2 separate regions of the Homo sapiens genome follow, and region 1 is linked to region 2. Evidence: read pairs that join two places in POLR2A ChIA-PET (ENCODE). Cell type or tissue: Panc1. All regions are shown on one strand. Region 1 overlaps REPIN1-AS1 (REPIN1 antisense RNA 1). Region 2 overlaps LOC105375567 (a long non-coding RNA gene).

Region 1 (8,000 bases), 470 kb after region 2:
GAGGAAGCAGAAAGCACATCCCTCACTGACCCTGAGGAGGGGCAAATCTCTGGTAGCAGTCACAGGTACGTGCTGTACACACTTCCCATCCTTTGAGCCTTCCCAGCTGGAGAGCACCAAGAGAACGCAGTTGGGGAGGCCCCGAAAGATGAAGGGTTGTTGAGCTTGAAGGCAGTGAAAAAGTAAATGGAAGAAAGCTCTCTGCCCTCCACTGCCTAAATGCAGGATATAGATTTAGAAGGATAAAAGGGGTCTGCTCCCTCTCTCGACCAGGGAAAAGTTAACCACTGAAGACAACTTTAGACTCTTATGGGCCTGGAGCTGGAACCAGAGGAATGGACATGAAGGCGCTTTACTAACTCTATTTATCTGCCAGTTACTTACCTTTCTACAAGTTCTCCCCTTAGACACTCAAAGTTCTTTTCCTTTGTCCTGTCGCTTCCCTAAAACTTGGCTTTTCTTTGTTGAAGATGCTATACAAGCTGGAATTCAAAGCTACCACTTTGAGAACTACTCAATTCCTGCGTGTCTCCCAGGCAGATGTGAAATACACATGTTAATAAACTTCCACTGGTTTTTCTCTTGTTAATCTGTCTTTTGTAACAGGAGTCCGTTCCAACCACAAATCTAGGGGGGCTGAGGAAAAACCCCTACAGTGGCACACACTGAAGAAGGCCCCCTCACTTTCCAAGGTTTCCCATCTCAGGTGGAAGGAGGCCTGCTAAGTCATGTGAAAATTATTCAGGAAAAGATCAAAGTGCTTCTACTTCTGCAGTTCTAAAAATATCTTTAAGTGCATGAAAACATGTATAATGCACGACAGGGACGCACGCTGTAAGAGTAGCCCTGGGCTGAGATCAAATGTCAGTCCCCAAATTCCACCACACAAGATGCTTTCCTGCCGCATATCTAGTTCCCAGAGTCTCTTGCTAAAAGAAAAAAGAATCCAGCTGGTAAAATGAGTATCAGGTAGATGGCTCAGATTTCCTGCAGAGGAAACTGGTACATGCGTGTGCCCCATAACGGTGAGGCCTGCTTCCCACCCTTATCCCCCACCCCTGCACCATAGTCTCCCTCACCAGGACTCTGCAGCAGTGGCCAGCCACTCCTCCTGCCTCCGCTCTGGCCCCATAAAGTCCTGTCTCCACTTAACCAGCTTGGCCCTTTAAACATGAATCAGATCAAGCAGCTCCCTTGCTAGGGAACTCCGACGCCTCCTGCTAACATTTGGACTGACATCCAACCCGCGGCCATGGCCTGCAGGGTTCCTGCAGACCTCCATGCGCCTGCCAGACACTGCCCCAGCAGCCGCCACTCATTTCCACCTTAGGGCCTTTGGAGTTGCCTAGACGATCCTCCTCCAGGTCCGCATGGACTTCCGTTCTTCACTGTATTCAGATTTTGGCTGAAGTCTCCTCGCCTCAAAACACGCTTCCCAACAAACCCCTCTAAAATAGCTTCACACCTAGATGAGATTCCTAGGACTGCTCTAACAAATGACCACCAGCTCGGCCTGAAATAACTGGCATTTATTATCTTACACGGCTGGAAGTCAGAAGCCCAGAATGTTTCACTGGGCCAAAGTCAAGGTGTCGGCAGGGCCCCACTCCCTCCAAAGTCTCTAGGGGAGAATCCTTCCTTGCCTTTTCTGGCTGGAAGAGCTGCTTCCCAGGCATTCTTGGGCTCGAGGCCCCTCCCTCTGTCTCCCAAGCCCTCAGCGCAGCATCTTGCTACACTTGTCACTTTGCCGGCCTGTGCTGCAGCTGAATCTCCCCCTGTACCCCCGCCAACACAAAGACACATGTAATTACCCAGATAGCCAGGAGAATTGTAAAAGCAAATACAAATCAAAAAGAATAAAAATAAGTTTTCTTTCTCCCTGGTGAAAAAAGGCAGAGATGCTCCTCACCAACACCCCCTTTTCTCAGCACATTTGCATTAGAAAGCTTGTGATTGTGAATTTTCCTCTGCCCATGTGAGATATATGCAAATCTTTTATTTTATTTTATTTTATTTTATATTTTTATTATTTTTTAGAGGCAGAGTCTTACTCTGTCACCCATACGGGAGTACAGTGATGCTCACTGCAGCCTCAAACTCCTGGGTTCAAGTGGTTCTTCTGCTTCAGCCTCCCGAGTGGCTGGGACTACAAGCATGCACCACCACACCTGCCTAATTTTTTAAAAAATTTTTGTAGACACAAGGTCTCGTTATGTTGCCTAGGATGGTCTCAAACTCCTGGCTTCAAGTGATCCTCCTGCCTTGACCTCCCAAAGTGCTGGGATTATAGGCGTGAGCCACCACACTGGGCAGAGATTACATAAATATTTTTAAAAGCGAAGAAAAAACCATTTGGCAGCTTTACAACTCAGAACTGTTTTTCTCCAAGGACCTGAGAGCTAGCTCTTTGAAATGCAAACATCAATAATCCCAGTACTTTGAGAGGCTGAGATGGGAGGATTGCTTAAAGCCAGGAGGTCAAGACCAGCCTGGGCAACACAGTGAGACTTCGTCTCTACAAAAAATAAAAATAAAAAAAGTAACTAGGCATGGTGGTGCACCCCTATAATCCCAGCTACTCAGGAGACTTAGGTGGGAGGATCGCTTAAGCCCAGGAGTTTGAGGTTACAGAGAGCCATAACTATGTCACTACACTCTAGCCTAAGCAACAGAATATGACCCTGTCTCTGAAATGTATACATACACATATATGTGTATGTGTGTGTGTATGTATATGAAATGTAAACATCAAGGAAGACAGTGTCCCTATCTCCCAGTCTCCATGGGAGGGAGAGGGTTAGTCTCCTAACTTTGGCTCTAAATTGTAATCTTATACTCTATCATAAGATATGAGTTTATTTTTCCTTTGGATAAAGGCAATTAGCAAACACAAGTGGTTATCCCAATTACCAAGTGAATTTAGAATGAACTAAGTGTGACAAATGGCATTGTCCAGTCTGCTCACTGAGGATGAGTCACTTATTTTTGTGTGTGTGTGGTGTTTGTGTGTGTGGTGGGCTGTGTGTGTGTGTGGTGTTTGTGTGTAGTGGGTTGTGTGTGTGGTGGGTTGTGTGTGTGTGGAGTGTGTGTGGTGGGTTGTGTGTGTGTTTGTGTGTGTGTGGTGGGTTGTGAGTGTGGTGTTTGTGTGTGTGATGGATTGTGTGTGGTGTTTGTGTGTGTGGTGGATTGTGTGTGGTGTGTGTGTGTGATGGGTTTGTGTGTGGTGGGTTGTGTGTGTGTGGTGGATTCTGTGTGTTTGTGGTGGGTTTGTGTGTGGTGGGTTGTGTGTGTGATGGGTTGTGTGTGGTGGATTGTGTGTGTGGTGGATTTTGTGTGTGTGTGGTGGGTTGTGTGTGTGGTGGGTTGTGTGTGTGTGGTGTGTGTGTATGGTGGATTGTGTGTGTGGTGGGTTGTGTGTGTGTGATGGATTGCGTGTGTATGGTGGATTGTGTGTGTGTGGTGGATTGTGTGGTGGGTTGTGTGTGTGTGGTGGATTTTGTGTGTGTGTGGTGGGTTGTGTGTGTGTGGTGGATTGTGTGTGTGTGGTGGGTTGTGTGTGTGTGGTGGATTTTGTGTGTGTGTGGTGTGTGTGTATGGTGGGTTGTGTGCGTGGTGGACTGTGTGTGTGTAGTGGATTCTGTGTGTGTGGTGGGTTTGTATGTGGTGGGGTGTGTGTGTGTGGTATGTGTGTATGGTAGATTGTGTGTGTGGTGTGTGTGTGGTGGGTTGTGTGTGTATGGTGGATTGTGTGTGTGTTTGGCGGATTGTGTGTGTGTGGTGGGGTGGATTTTGTGTGTGTGGTGGGTTGTGTGTGTGGTGGATTTTGTGTGTGTGTGGTGTGTGTGTATGGTGGGTTGTGTGCGTGGTGGACTGTGTGTGTGTAGTGGATTTTGTGTGTGTATAGTGGATTCTGTGTGTGTGGTGGGTTTGTGTGTGGTGGGGTGTGTGTGTGTGGTATGTGTGTATGGTGGATTTGTGTGTGTGGTATGTGTGGTGGGTTGTGTGTGTGGTGGGTTTGTGTGTGGTGGGGTGTGTGTGTGGTATGTGTGTATGGTGGATTGTGTGTGTGGTGGGTTGCGTGTGTGTGTGTGGTGGGTGGCTGTATAAAAGAGTGAAGTTTCTTTTTGTCTTTGCCGTCTCTTAGTGGGTTTCCTGTAATGTGCATCTCACTCTGGTTTAATGGTTATTCAAGAATAAAGCCTTTATATCTCTTCTATTCTTGTGGAGAGGTTTTCTGGGTCAACAGGACATTTTGTTTTTAATTGTATTTCCCCACCGTAATATCCACACCTCAAAATTCTTAGCTTAATCACATGTGCAAAGTGCCTTTTGCCATGCAGGGTCATAATTCACAGGTTCCAGAGATTAGGACCTGGATATCTTTGGGGCTCTTTGGGGCCCTTTTTTGAGCCTACGAAGCCCCTTCGCCTACCCCATCACCTTCTAGCCCCTACTCAGCTATATTGTTCATAGCATTCTCACCTACCTGAAATTACTGATTCATTTATTCACTTGGACAGTTTTTGTCTAGTTCCCACCACAATAGAAGCCACACGAAGGCAGGGATTTGGCCTGTATTTTCACCACAATATAGCCAGTCTCTAGAAAGGTGTCTGTCCCATGGTGTATTTTCACCACAATATAGCCAGTCTCTAGAAAGGTGTCTGTCCCATGGTACACATTCAGTAAGTGTTTATGGTTAAAATGAATGAGCAAATCTAAGCGCAATCCCATGGTTAAGCTAATTTGATTAGACCACACTGAATTGCCAATGCATTATACAGCAGGGTGAACCAATTTTTTTTTTTTTTTTTTTTAAGAGACAGCGTCTCACAATGTTACCTGGGCTGGACTTGAACTCCTGGACTCAAGCATTCCTCCAGCCTCAGCCTCCTGAGTAGCTGGGACTACAGGCAAGAGTCCCCCGTACCCGGTATGTATGTGAACCAATTGTTAGCAGTAAATTTCAAACTGTTTTCCCTTGGCTGCTGCTTGGCAAGCAGGTGATGAGAGTCTGGTAGAACCTGCAGTGAGAGGAAATACCACCTTTTCTTAGAGAACGATTTAAATCGGCATATAAGTGAGGCAAAGAACAAAAACTTGGAAGAAAGGTTGTTTATAATTCTCTTCCTTGAAGGATTGCTTATAGCTAGCAGGGCCTTAAATATACGCTTTTTTCAGGAACAGTATTCCAGTTAGGATAACTGGAACGGAGAAACCTTTAGGGCGCCTCTTACGCCAAGGAGGACACGATGTGGTGAGTCACCTGCTGGTGGGAGGAAGGCGCTCCGCTCCTTGCTGACCACTCTTACCACTGTGCCTCTTGGTGATTTGGTCTTGGGGACTGCACACTGCCAGCAACAATCTGCAACAAATCGTCTTGGTGCCTCAGTCAAGACAGGACATGCTCCACTTTAATTAGAAATTTGCTGTGTTACTGTTTTAAGGTCAAATGTCATTTATGATTACAATACTGTGTCTCTTTCTACTCCAAACTGGTATCAGGTTTTATCTTCAACTTCAGTCAGAAGATGAATTTAGAGCCCAGGTGTACCTGTTCTTGGGTTTAACATCTGCTAACATCCAAGCTTCATTTGGAAATGCAAGGAGATTCTGAACAGACTCTGCTAAGTCTGTGATGCGGCAGAAGCAGGCGTGTTGTCAAGTGGTAGTTTCCTGTCGGTGGCATGTGGGGGGGCGGTTTATGAGCCATCTGTGCACATTTGCCAAATCACTGAAATACCACCGCTAACCTCGGCTCACTCCTGCCCAGACCCCTTTCACATGAAACCACTCGGTGACTTGGAGGAATCAGAGTGTAGACCTGGCTTCAACTCTTTACCCTCTCATCTGCTTCCAAGACCGAATCCGGGTCATGGTTCAACTTGATGTCTTCAGAGTTGGCCAGGAAAGTCCCAGATGCCTCCTAACTGGGTTGCCTTCACTTTCTTAAAACAGGAGAAGAGAATATCCTCTTAACGGGATTTAAGAAGGTTTATCTTTGGAAATTATTAGCAATTAAAACAATGTCACATGTTTACTACATAATGTTCTATTAAATTACTACATTCTATAAATAATATACTAAATTAAATTTTAATATACTAAATCTTAGTATATTATTAAATATACTATATTATGTGTAATATGATAATATACAATATATTATTGATATATTCAAAATACATTGAAATTAATATTAAAAAGAACACTTGAAAAACATTTAATTTCACAGCATCTAAACTACCCTAAGTGCCTTCCACTGGCTAAGATTCCACTCATTTTCTATGACCTGAGCTGGTTTACGGTTCTAACAAATAGGCACATGGCATATAAAACCAGTGCAACAAATTGGCATGATTTCTGGTTAGAATGAAATTAGAAGTTCTTTTTACTTTTTAATATTTTTTAAAGGCAGTCAAATTTAGCAGTGGAAGATTGTATACCAACTTTAGTGACACTAATGCGAATCAATCCTGATAACTCAGTACCAGCCAAGAAGTTCTGAGGATGAAACCACAAATCAACACGGGATGATGGAAGTAGGTAAGAAAAATAATTCCACAGCATTGTTACTTGAAAAACTATAGAACCCCCTAAGTTTAAAGAGCAACGGACATGGGTTGTGCTCGGCATCTCCATCTAGTGGTAGTTTTTTTGTTGGTTGTTTTGTTTTTGTTGTTTTTTTTTTTGAGACAGGGTCTCACTTGCCTTGCCCTGGGGTACAGTGGTGCAATCATAGGCTGGGTTGCAGTGGTGCACTCATAGCTCACTGTAGCCTCCAACTCATGGGCTGGGATCCTCCTGCCTCAGCCTCCCAAGTAGCATGCACCACTATGCCCAGCTAAGCTTTTTTTTTTTCAGAGATGGAGGTCTTAACTATGTTGCTGAGACTGGTCTCGAACTCCTGGTTTCAAGTAATACTCCCGCCTTGGCCTCCCAAAGTGCTGGGATTATAGGTGTGAGCCACAAGCCCTGTTTATAGCAGTGTTCATCCATTCATCAGGGCAGAGTCCTTATGACCTAAACACCTCCCATTAGGCCCTAACTCCCAACGCAGTTGCATTGGAAATTAAATTTCCAACACATGAACTTTAGAGGACACAGACCATAGCTGGGTTTGAACATATGAATTTGGGAAGGATATAGTTATGGGCTAAATTATGTCCTCTCCCCAAAAATTGTGTGTGTGCATGTATATATATACATAAATGTAGTAATTTGTCTTTCTAAGTAACTCATAGATTCTAGTTAAACATGGTGGATTAGATACATATGTTTATCCCCACCCACTCCTGTCGCATTTGCCATGGTGGACTCAGCTTGTGCACTAGGCCTCAACAGACCACATCAAAATGGAGTCATTCATGATAAATGTGACATAATCAAACTGAAACTTCAAGGAAGCAGATAGTTCCTAAGACAGACCAGGTTTTGTTTTTCTATTGTAAACAGGAGATTCCAGCACAAGGAGGTCCCCTATACTCTCACCTTTACCCACCTTAGAAAACCCACTGTTCTACTATTTCCCAGTAGGATTTGGGACCAAATAAGTACATTTATGATGATGACAGGGTGACATTGATGCCTAAAGTTTTGAGACGTTGACTAAAGAGGGAAAATCATTAAGTTTAGCCCAAAGCTGCCTCCTTATGTGTTTTAAGTTCGGCCTAAAGGTTTCTCCTCCCTAGTGAACAGTGAGCTAACTGGATGTGTAAACAAACGATAACCTACTCTTGTGCCAAACACCAAGTTTCAGCCAATCAAAGGCAACCAACTGTTCAAACCAGGTTCACATGAGGCAAACTCGAAGCTGCAACCAATCTGGCTGCTTCTGTGCCTCACTTCTGTTTTCTTTCTGTCACTTTCCTTTTTCTGTCCATAAATCTTCTTTGGCCACATGGCAGCTCCAGTCTCTCTGAACCTATTCTTCTGGTTCAGGGGCCACTGGATTCACAAATTGTTCTTTGCTCAGTTAGCTCTGTTAAATTTAATTTATC
Region 2 (8,000 bases):
CTTTTTTGCTCTGTTGGTTGTTTCCTTTGTTGTGCAGAAGCTTTTTAGTAAATTTTTAGAAATTTGATGTAATTTCATTTGGCTCTTTTTGCTTTTGTTATCCATGCTTTTAACGTTTTATAAAAAAATTATTGCCCAGACCAGTGTCGTGGAGTTTTCCCCCTATGTCTTCTTCTAGTAGTTTAATAGTTTTGGGTCTTGGATTTAAGTCTTTAATCTATTTTGAGTTGAACATGGTGAGATATAAGGGGGTAATTTCATTTTTCTGTTTGTGGATATCCAGTTTTTCTAACACCATTCTATTGAAGCAATTGTCCTTTTTCCACTGTGCTATCTTCGCACTGCTGTTGAAAATCAGGTGGCTATGAAGGTGTAGATTTATTTCTGGGCTCTCTATCCTGTTCCATTGGTTTATGCATCTGTTTTTATGCCAGTACCACGCTGTTTTAGTTACTATTGCTTTGTATTATACTTTGAGGTCAGGAAGTTTGATGCCTCTAGCTTTGTTCTTTTTGCTTATTTCAGCTTTTTGGGTTTCTTTTTTGTGTGTGTTTCCATACAAATTCCAGGAATACTTTTGTTATTTCTGCGAAGAATGTCATTGGTGTTGTGATATGCCTTACTTTTAAAAGTTAAACAGCAAATTCTCATTAAGTTCAATTTTTTTTTCATTTTAAAAATACTTGGTTCTAAGGAGCTGAAATTTCCACTCATTACTCTTGTTGATGGAGCAGCCTGGTCAGGATCAAGTATCACCAGCACCTAGTGAGGCGCTGTCATGGGCTGAACTGTGTCCCCCAAAATGCATATGTTGAAGTCGTACCCCTAGTACCTCAGAATGTGACTATATTTGGAAATAGGGTCTATAAAGAAGTAATTAAGTTAAGATGAGGTCATTAGATGAGTCTTAATCCAATATGTCTGGTGTCTTTATGAGAAGAGGTAATTGGAACACAAACACACACAGAGGGATGACCATGTGATGAGGAGAACACAGGCAGAACACAGACATCCGTGAGCCTAGGAGAGGTCTCAGAGGGAACCAACCTTGCAGATGCCTTGGGCTCAGGCTTCCAGCGTCCAGAACTGTGATAAATAAATGTGTGCGTTTCAGCCTCCCAGTTGTGGTACTTTGCTATGGCAGCTCTAGCAAACAAATATGGGCACCAACCAAACAACCAACTATCATAGTCACATGGAATCAAGGCTCAGGTGAAAGGACCTGACAGGGATCTAGGAGGAAGGGGAAGGGGGAGCAGGTAGGTCTTCACTTGAATCTCTGCACCTCCCTACCACACTGCCCAGTCCAGTGCCTGGGCTTTGGGTTGTAATTCACCATCTCATTTGCTGCCTTTGCTGCCTCTGAGAGTTGAGCTAAGCAAACACTTAACTAGGCAGGATGAGCAGGTGAAGGATGAGGGTCTACATGACCACCCAGTCTGGACTCTTGGGACCTTCCCAGTTGGCAGGTTCAGGAGTTTTCTTCAATATAGCTTTTCCTTCAGTCCACCTTGGTCACATTGAAGCCTGTAAAAAACTAGTCCTGTGGCTGGGCGTGGTGGCTCATGCCTGTAATCCTAGCACTTTGGGAGACTGAGGCAGGCGGATCACGAGGTCAGGAGTTCCAGACCAGACTGCTAACATGATGAAACCCTGTCTCTACTAAAAATACAAAAATTAGCCGGGCGTGGTGGTGCGTGCCTGTAATCCAGCTACTCAGGAGGCTGAGGCAGGAGAATTACTTGAACCCGGGAGGATGATGTGGCAGTGAGCCAAGATTGAGCCACTGCACTCCGGCCTGGGTGACAGAGCGAGACTCCATTTCAAAAACAAAACAAAACAAACAAACAAACAACTAGGCTTGTTGGACCAAGAAATCTAATTATTGGTGTTTTTCCACTTGTGGGAAAAATGTGCCTAATGCATTTGTATGTCAGTCTACTTATTTGTTTATCTATCTATCACTAGTGAAAAGATCACACAAAAATATTAACAGTGGTTATCTCTGGGGTGTGAAATTATGGGTAATTTTTGTCTTTTTGTTATACTTTTCCATTTTTCCCAGCTTTCTCCAATGGGCATGTATTTATTTTTATAATCATAAAAAAGCAATAAAAAAGTCTATAACCAAAATATAGTGTTCGAGAAGCTCAAGTTCTTGATGAATAGTGTACTCTGAAAAAAGGCATATAATATATGGCAAAGACAAGGAGAAATTCCATCAAAATATTCTTCTTCGTTGTTGCTGGATTGTTAACCTCTTTAGGCTCCAGATTAGCTCAGAATGAGAACATTTAGCAATCTCAAGGTCTATGTTGGAGCCAGTTTCACAGTGAAGCAAAGCCCCTACCCCAGGGCACAGCAAAGTCTTTGTGCTGAGAGGAAAACAATGGCACATATGTCCCAGAGAAAGAGGCAGCTCATAATTCTTTTCCCTGGCAGCCTATTAAAGCTTCTCAGACATTGGACTAAATTCTGTCCTTCCTCCAAGAAGAAGTGGACTTCTGTGTCCTTGAATAAAACTCAAAATAAGTTATGGATATAAGCCAGCAGCTCTTCTCATGGATTGCAGAGCCAAGAGTCACTACTTGTCTGTCCTCCACATTCAGGTCAGTTTTCAGAAAAAGGAGATTTCTCACTCCAACGAGAATGCAAAGAATCCAAGGCGGCCATTGTGTCATTATTTAACAAGTTCCTTCATCCATTTATGCCCCAGTTGAATCAGATGCAGATTCTGTGCCCGGCACTGTGCTAAGTGCTTCACGTGTATATTTTATTCACTCCTCACAATGACCCTGTGAGGGTCATCAGATTACATATGAAGAAGTGAGAACCGGCTGGGCGCGGTGGCTCACGCCTGTAATCCCAGCACTTTGGGAGGCCGAGGCAGGCAGATCAGGAGGTCAGGAGATCAAGACCATCCTGGCTAATATGGTGAAACCCTGTCTCTACTAAAAACACAAAAAAACTAGCCGAGCATGGTGGCGGGCGCCTGTAGTCCCAGCTACTCGGGAGGCTGAGGCAGGAGAATGGCGTGAACCCGGGGGTGGAGCCTGCAGTGAGCCGAGACTGTGCCACTGCACTCCATCCTGGGCAACAGAGTGAGAATCCATCTCAAAAAGAAAAAAAAAAAAAAAAGAAATGAGAACCAAGATCTCAACCCACCCTGGCAGTGCTTTCAGAGCTGCACAGCCCTACCACACTATACTGCCCTTGCTGTGCAGACACAGATATGAAATGCCCTGGCTGTGCCCTGGGGGGCATGAACTAGAGTGAGTAGAGTCAGATGTCCTCAAGTAAGGGTCAAGTAAACAAGTAAGGGTCATAAAAGGGCCAGGTGCAGAGAGCGAGGTATGTACAGGGCATGGAGGAGGGAGTGGTCCAGTCACCCAGGGTGGGGCAGTGGTTTGGGAAATGTTTCCCAGAGCAGGTGGCCTTTGTACTGGGTATAATGAGGCTGACAAGGGTGACTGATTCTTTGTGAGGGGAACAGATGCTAGTGGTGAGGTTATTACAGGCCAAAGGAGCAACCTCAGCAGCAGGTTGGGAAGCACAAAGATTGACCCCCACTCTCAGCATTGGACATATATCATCTAGGCAGAAAGTCAACAAAGAGACATTAGATTTAAACTGCACTATAGACAAAGGGACCTAACAATTTGCAGAACATTCTATCCAACAACTACAGAATATACATTCTTCTCATCAGCACGTGGTACATTCTCCAGGATAGACCACATGTTAGGCTTCAAAATAAGCCTCAACAAATTTCCCAAAATCATATCAATTATCTTCTTAGAGCACAATGGAATAAAATTAGAAATCAATACAAGGAGGGAACATTGGAAACTACACAAATACATGGAAATTAGACAACATGTTCCTGAATGACCATTGGGTCAATAAGAAATTAAGATGGAAATAAAAACAGTTCCGTGAAAGAAATGAAAATGGAAACACAACATACCAAAACCTGTGAGAAAAGTAAAAGCAGTGCTAAGAGGGAAATTTATAGCAATAAATTGTTCCATCAAAAAGTAGAAACATTAAAATTAACAATCTAACAATGCAAGGTGAAGGGGCAAGTGAGCAAGAAGTGAGATAAGAAGTAGAGGTTGAGCAGCCAAAACAAAAGTGAGATTAGCTGGGCGTGGTGGTGGGTGCCTGTAATCCCAGCTACTCTGGAGGCTGAGGCAGGGGAATTGCTTGAACCAGGGAGGTGGAAGTTGCAGTGAGCCAAGATCGTGCCACTGCACTCCAGCCTGGGGGACAGAGCAAGACTCTGTCTCAAAAAAAAAAAAACAAAAAAAAAGATAATACACCATGATTAAGTGAGATTTATGCCAGGGATGGAAAGATGGTTCAACATATACAAATCAATAAATGGGATACATCACATCAACAGAATGAAGGACAAAACCATATGATCATCTCAATAAATGCAGAAACAGTATTTGATAAAATTTCTGATAAAAATTTTTGATAAAAATTGATACAATTTACATAAAAACTCTCAACAAACTAGCTATAAAAGGAACATACTTAAAATAACAAAGACCATATATGACAAGCCTATATGAATGAAACATGTCATTTGCAGCAACATGGATGGAACTGGAGGCCATTATCTTAAGTGAAATAAGTCAGGCACAAAAAGGCAAATATCACACATTCTCACTTATATGTGGGAGCTAAAAAATTTGATCATATGGAGGTAGAGAGTGGAAAGATAGAGAACAGAGATGGAGGTAGAGAGTGGAAAGATAAAGAACAGAGACTGGGAAGTGTGAGTCTGGGGAAAGGGGGAGGATGAAGATGAGGCAGGACAGTTAGTCAAGGAAGTTACTATGCCCTTGGGATTTGGCAACCTTGGTGACCTCATAGTCACCACAATAAGCCCCAGCATTCGCACTGCAGTCAAGCTCATTCAGCAAAGCTGTCTCCAGTAGGGAATTTCCCCTGTAGAGAGCATGCACATTTTGATTTTACCTGTCCTCAGACTGACCCTTTGCTCAATATAATAATAAAAAACACCCCTGGTTGGAGATTTAGGGTGCTAATGACACATGCAATGTATGAACAAGCATGTACAGGTACTGCACATGTGCACCCATCCCAGAACATGCTTCCTAGCAACACAGTTTCCCACCCCCTCATGAATAATCAGGTAAGCCTTCGATAAAGGGAGTCTCCCTCAAGTGGGTCTTTGCTATCTCATCCTCATAGGCAGCCCACCCTGAATCCCTCTTGGGGCATCCTGTCTATTCTGCACCTAACTTTCAGGGTATTCTTCCTCCTTTGCAATAAATTGCTCTACACTGCATCTCCTTTGCTGTGTGTCTCCTGTTTAAATTCCTTTAAACTAGGAACACAAGAACTGAGGTTTCACAGCAGCCATCAACAAAGAGAAGTGGGTTAAAGCATATAAATATACAGTTAGATAGAAGGAATAAATTCAATGTTTGATAGCAGAGGAGGGTGACCATACTTAACAAAATGTATTGTACTTGGGTGATGGACACCTGGAATACCCTGGCTTGATCACTATACATTACACATAAGTAACAAGTTTTCTCATGTACCCCATAGATTTGTACAAAAACAAAAAAGCACAAAAACTGGAAGCAGTCTGGAGTCTGTCAACAGGAGAATGGATGAATAAGGGAACTATCTGATTGTGGCCTATTTGATGGAATATTACTCTGCAATCAAAAGGAACAGACTGAGACTGATACACGCAGCATGGATGAGTCTTCAGGACATTGTGTCAAGTAAGAGAAGTCAGATTCAAAAGATGAAGTCCTTTCCTGAGCACTTACTACATGCCAGACACCATACCAGGTATTTGCAAGATAACGCCATCTATAGGAAGTTCTGAAGAGGCAAAAAGAACAGTGGCTGGCTCTAGGGGGTGAGGGTGAGACTGGGACAGACTGGGAAGGGGCATGAGAATGTTCTGGGGGTGATGGTAAGGCTATCTTGCTGGGAGTTTGAGTCACACAAATGTATGCATTTGTAAAAACTCATTAGATGTGCATGTGGTAGGCTGAATAATTGCTCTCCAAGAGGGTCACATCCTGATTCCTGGAAGCTGTGAATATGTTGTTTCACATGGCAAAAAGGACTCTGCAGATGCGATTAAACTAAGAATCTTGAGATGGGAGATTATCCTGCGTTATCCATGTGGAACTGATGTAATCACAGTCTTTATAAGAAGAAGGCAGGGGATCAGAGTGAGTAGGAGAGGTAACTATGAAAGCAAGAGGTTGGTGATGTGAGGAAGGGGTCATGAGCCAAGGAATGCTTTCGAAGGTGAAAAAGGCAAGGAAACAGATTGTCCCTTCAGAGATACCAGAAGAAGCCAGCCCTGATTACACCTTGACTTTGGCCCAGCCAGACTGATTTTGGACTTCCAAGAGAATAAATGTATGTCATTTAAAGACACTAAGTATGTGGTGATTTGTTACCATAGCAAGGATACTAATACACTGCCTCTAATATTTGTGCATTTCGTTGTATGTTAATTTTACATACAATGGGAAAAAATTTCATTGTATGTTAATTTTACATACGAAAGAAAAAAAGAACTGGAAACAAATTTGGAACTCTAGTTAATAATATGCATGCTGAAGCATTTAGGGGTAAGTATGCAGATATCTACTACTTACTTTGAAATGCACAAAAATGGGATGGATAAATGAATTGATACATGATAAAGCAAATACAGGAAAATATTAATTTTAGTGTCTAGATAGAGAAGTATTCACTTGTAAATTTTTAAAATTTTATTTTTGAAAATTTTCATAGTAAAATGTTGAAGGGAAAAAGGCAGAGGCTTGATCCTCGATGGTGTTTAGGAATTGTGAGTAGTTCTGCAAAGTTAGGTTGTCTGTACTGGGGTAAGAGTAGTTGGCTCAGCCAGTCAGAATGCTGGAGGAGTAGGGAAGGAGATGTGGAGGGAATATAGACTTTATCCTGAAGGCAACGAGGAGCCAGTGCAATGCTTTAAACAGGGAGGTACAGAACAGGATTTGCGTTTTCAACTCTCACTGCACAAGTCATACCTCCGACTGAATTCTTTGAACAGCTGCTTACTTGATTTGAATGCAGGTCATTCGAAGAGAAGTTAGGGCTTTAGTCCTTTACAATTCAGCTTTAGTCAAAGGGGTTCCTCTCTCTGTGTTTGCCTCATCATTGGTAGTAGGGGACAAACCTGGAGGTTCTCTCATCAACAGGTACAGATTTGAAAGCTGAAAGTTTGTAGGAAAAGGGCAGTTAATTCTGGTCTCATCTTTAAGGCTTACCTGTTCTTGGGGGTAAACTACATGAAGGACAAAAATATAAAATCTTTTTATAGAACAAGTAACTGAGGTGAACCGGGAGTCAGAAAGTCTGGATTCAAATCTCAGTTATGACATTTTCTAGCTGTGTGGCCTTGGACAAATTCTGAACTTCTCTGAGCCTTAGTTTCCTAGTTCAAAAATGGGGAAAACACTAGTCAGGGCCTCATAGGGTTGCTGTGAGGATTCTAATAAATGAAGTCAAAGTATTCACCATGAAGTACCTCGTATATTGCCTGCCATGTAGTCAGTACTCAAGAAATGTTCAGCATTTTCATTATTGTTCAATGACCTACTTCTCAACCGAAAGCACGGAAGCAGAAGCTTAGCATACTCCTTGCTTATACCATTCCTCCCCTATCATGAAAATGATGATCAACTGCATGCCTTTAGTCTAGACAATTCTGAGCTTCAGACCCATATCCCCATTTTCCTCATGGGCATTTTTCCTTGCCTAGACCACAGGTACCTCAAACTCAACAAATTCCAGGAAGAACATATTGCCCCTCCCTTATCATGGGAATGCCACCATAAACCCACGAATGCTCCAGCCAGGCATGTGAGAGTCCTGCCAGACTCGTATTTCTTCCCCTCCCAGTCACACCCAATGCCCCAGCAAGTTCTATTTCCTGAGAATTCCTTCACCTATCTCCTGCATTC

Evidence for each region. Peaks named below come from ENCODE experiments on the same cell type or tissue, not always from the same donor. Only the 100,000 strongest peaks of a DNase experiment are listed, where the experiment ranks them.
Region 1: POLR2A ChIA-PET joins it to region 2 with 6 read pairs; 2 of 35 experiments call an interaction of 5 or more read pairs at or near these places.

What each region holds. Positions count from the first base shown.
Region 1 is chr7:150,355,247-150,363,246 of GRCh38, reverse strand. REPIN1-AS1 (REPIN1 antisense RNA 1) reads left to right here. Exons shown (of 4, transcript NR_183429.1): 4 at 1-589. LOC107986858 (a long non-coding RNA gene) reads right to left here. Exons shown (of 3, transcript XR_001745420.3): 3 at 5,101-5,948. Among named protein-coding and RNA genes, the nearest start is that of REPIN1, 9.6 kb to the left of the region's middle. In Panc1, CTCF peaks have their summits at 6,454 and 6,657 (motif pointing left); no DNase peak of the experiment used is centred here; H3K4me3 peaks cover 525 bases; H3K27ac peaks cover 3,613 bases.
Region 2 is chr7:150,826,498-150,834,497 of GRCh38, reverse strand. It overlaps LOC105375567 (a long non-coding RNA gene), which reads left to right. Exons shown (of 5, transcript XR_928171.3): 3 at 5,590-5,841. LOC124901775 (a long non-coding RNA gene) reads right to left here. Exons shown (of 3, transcript XR_007060591.1): 2 at 7,065-7,250; 3 at 1,397-1,527. Among named protein-coding and RNA genes, the nearest start is that of AOC1, 22 kb to the left of the region's middle. In Panc1, CTCF peaks have their summits at 5,723 and 5,925; no DNase peak of the experiment used is centred here; H3K27me3 peaks cover 293 bases.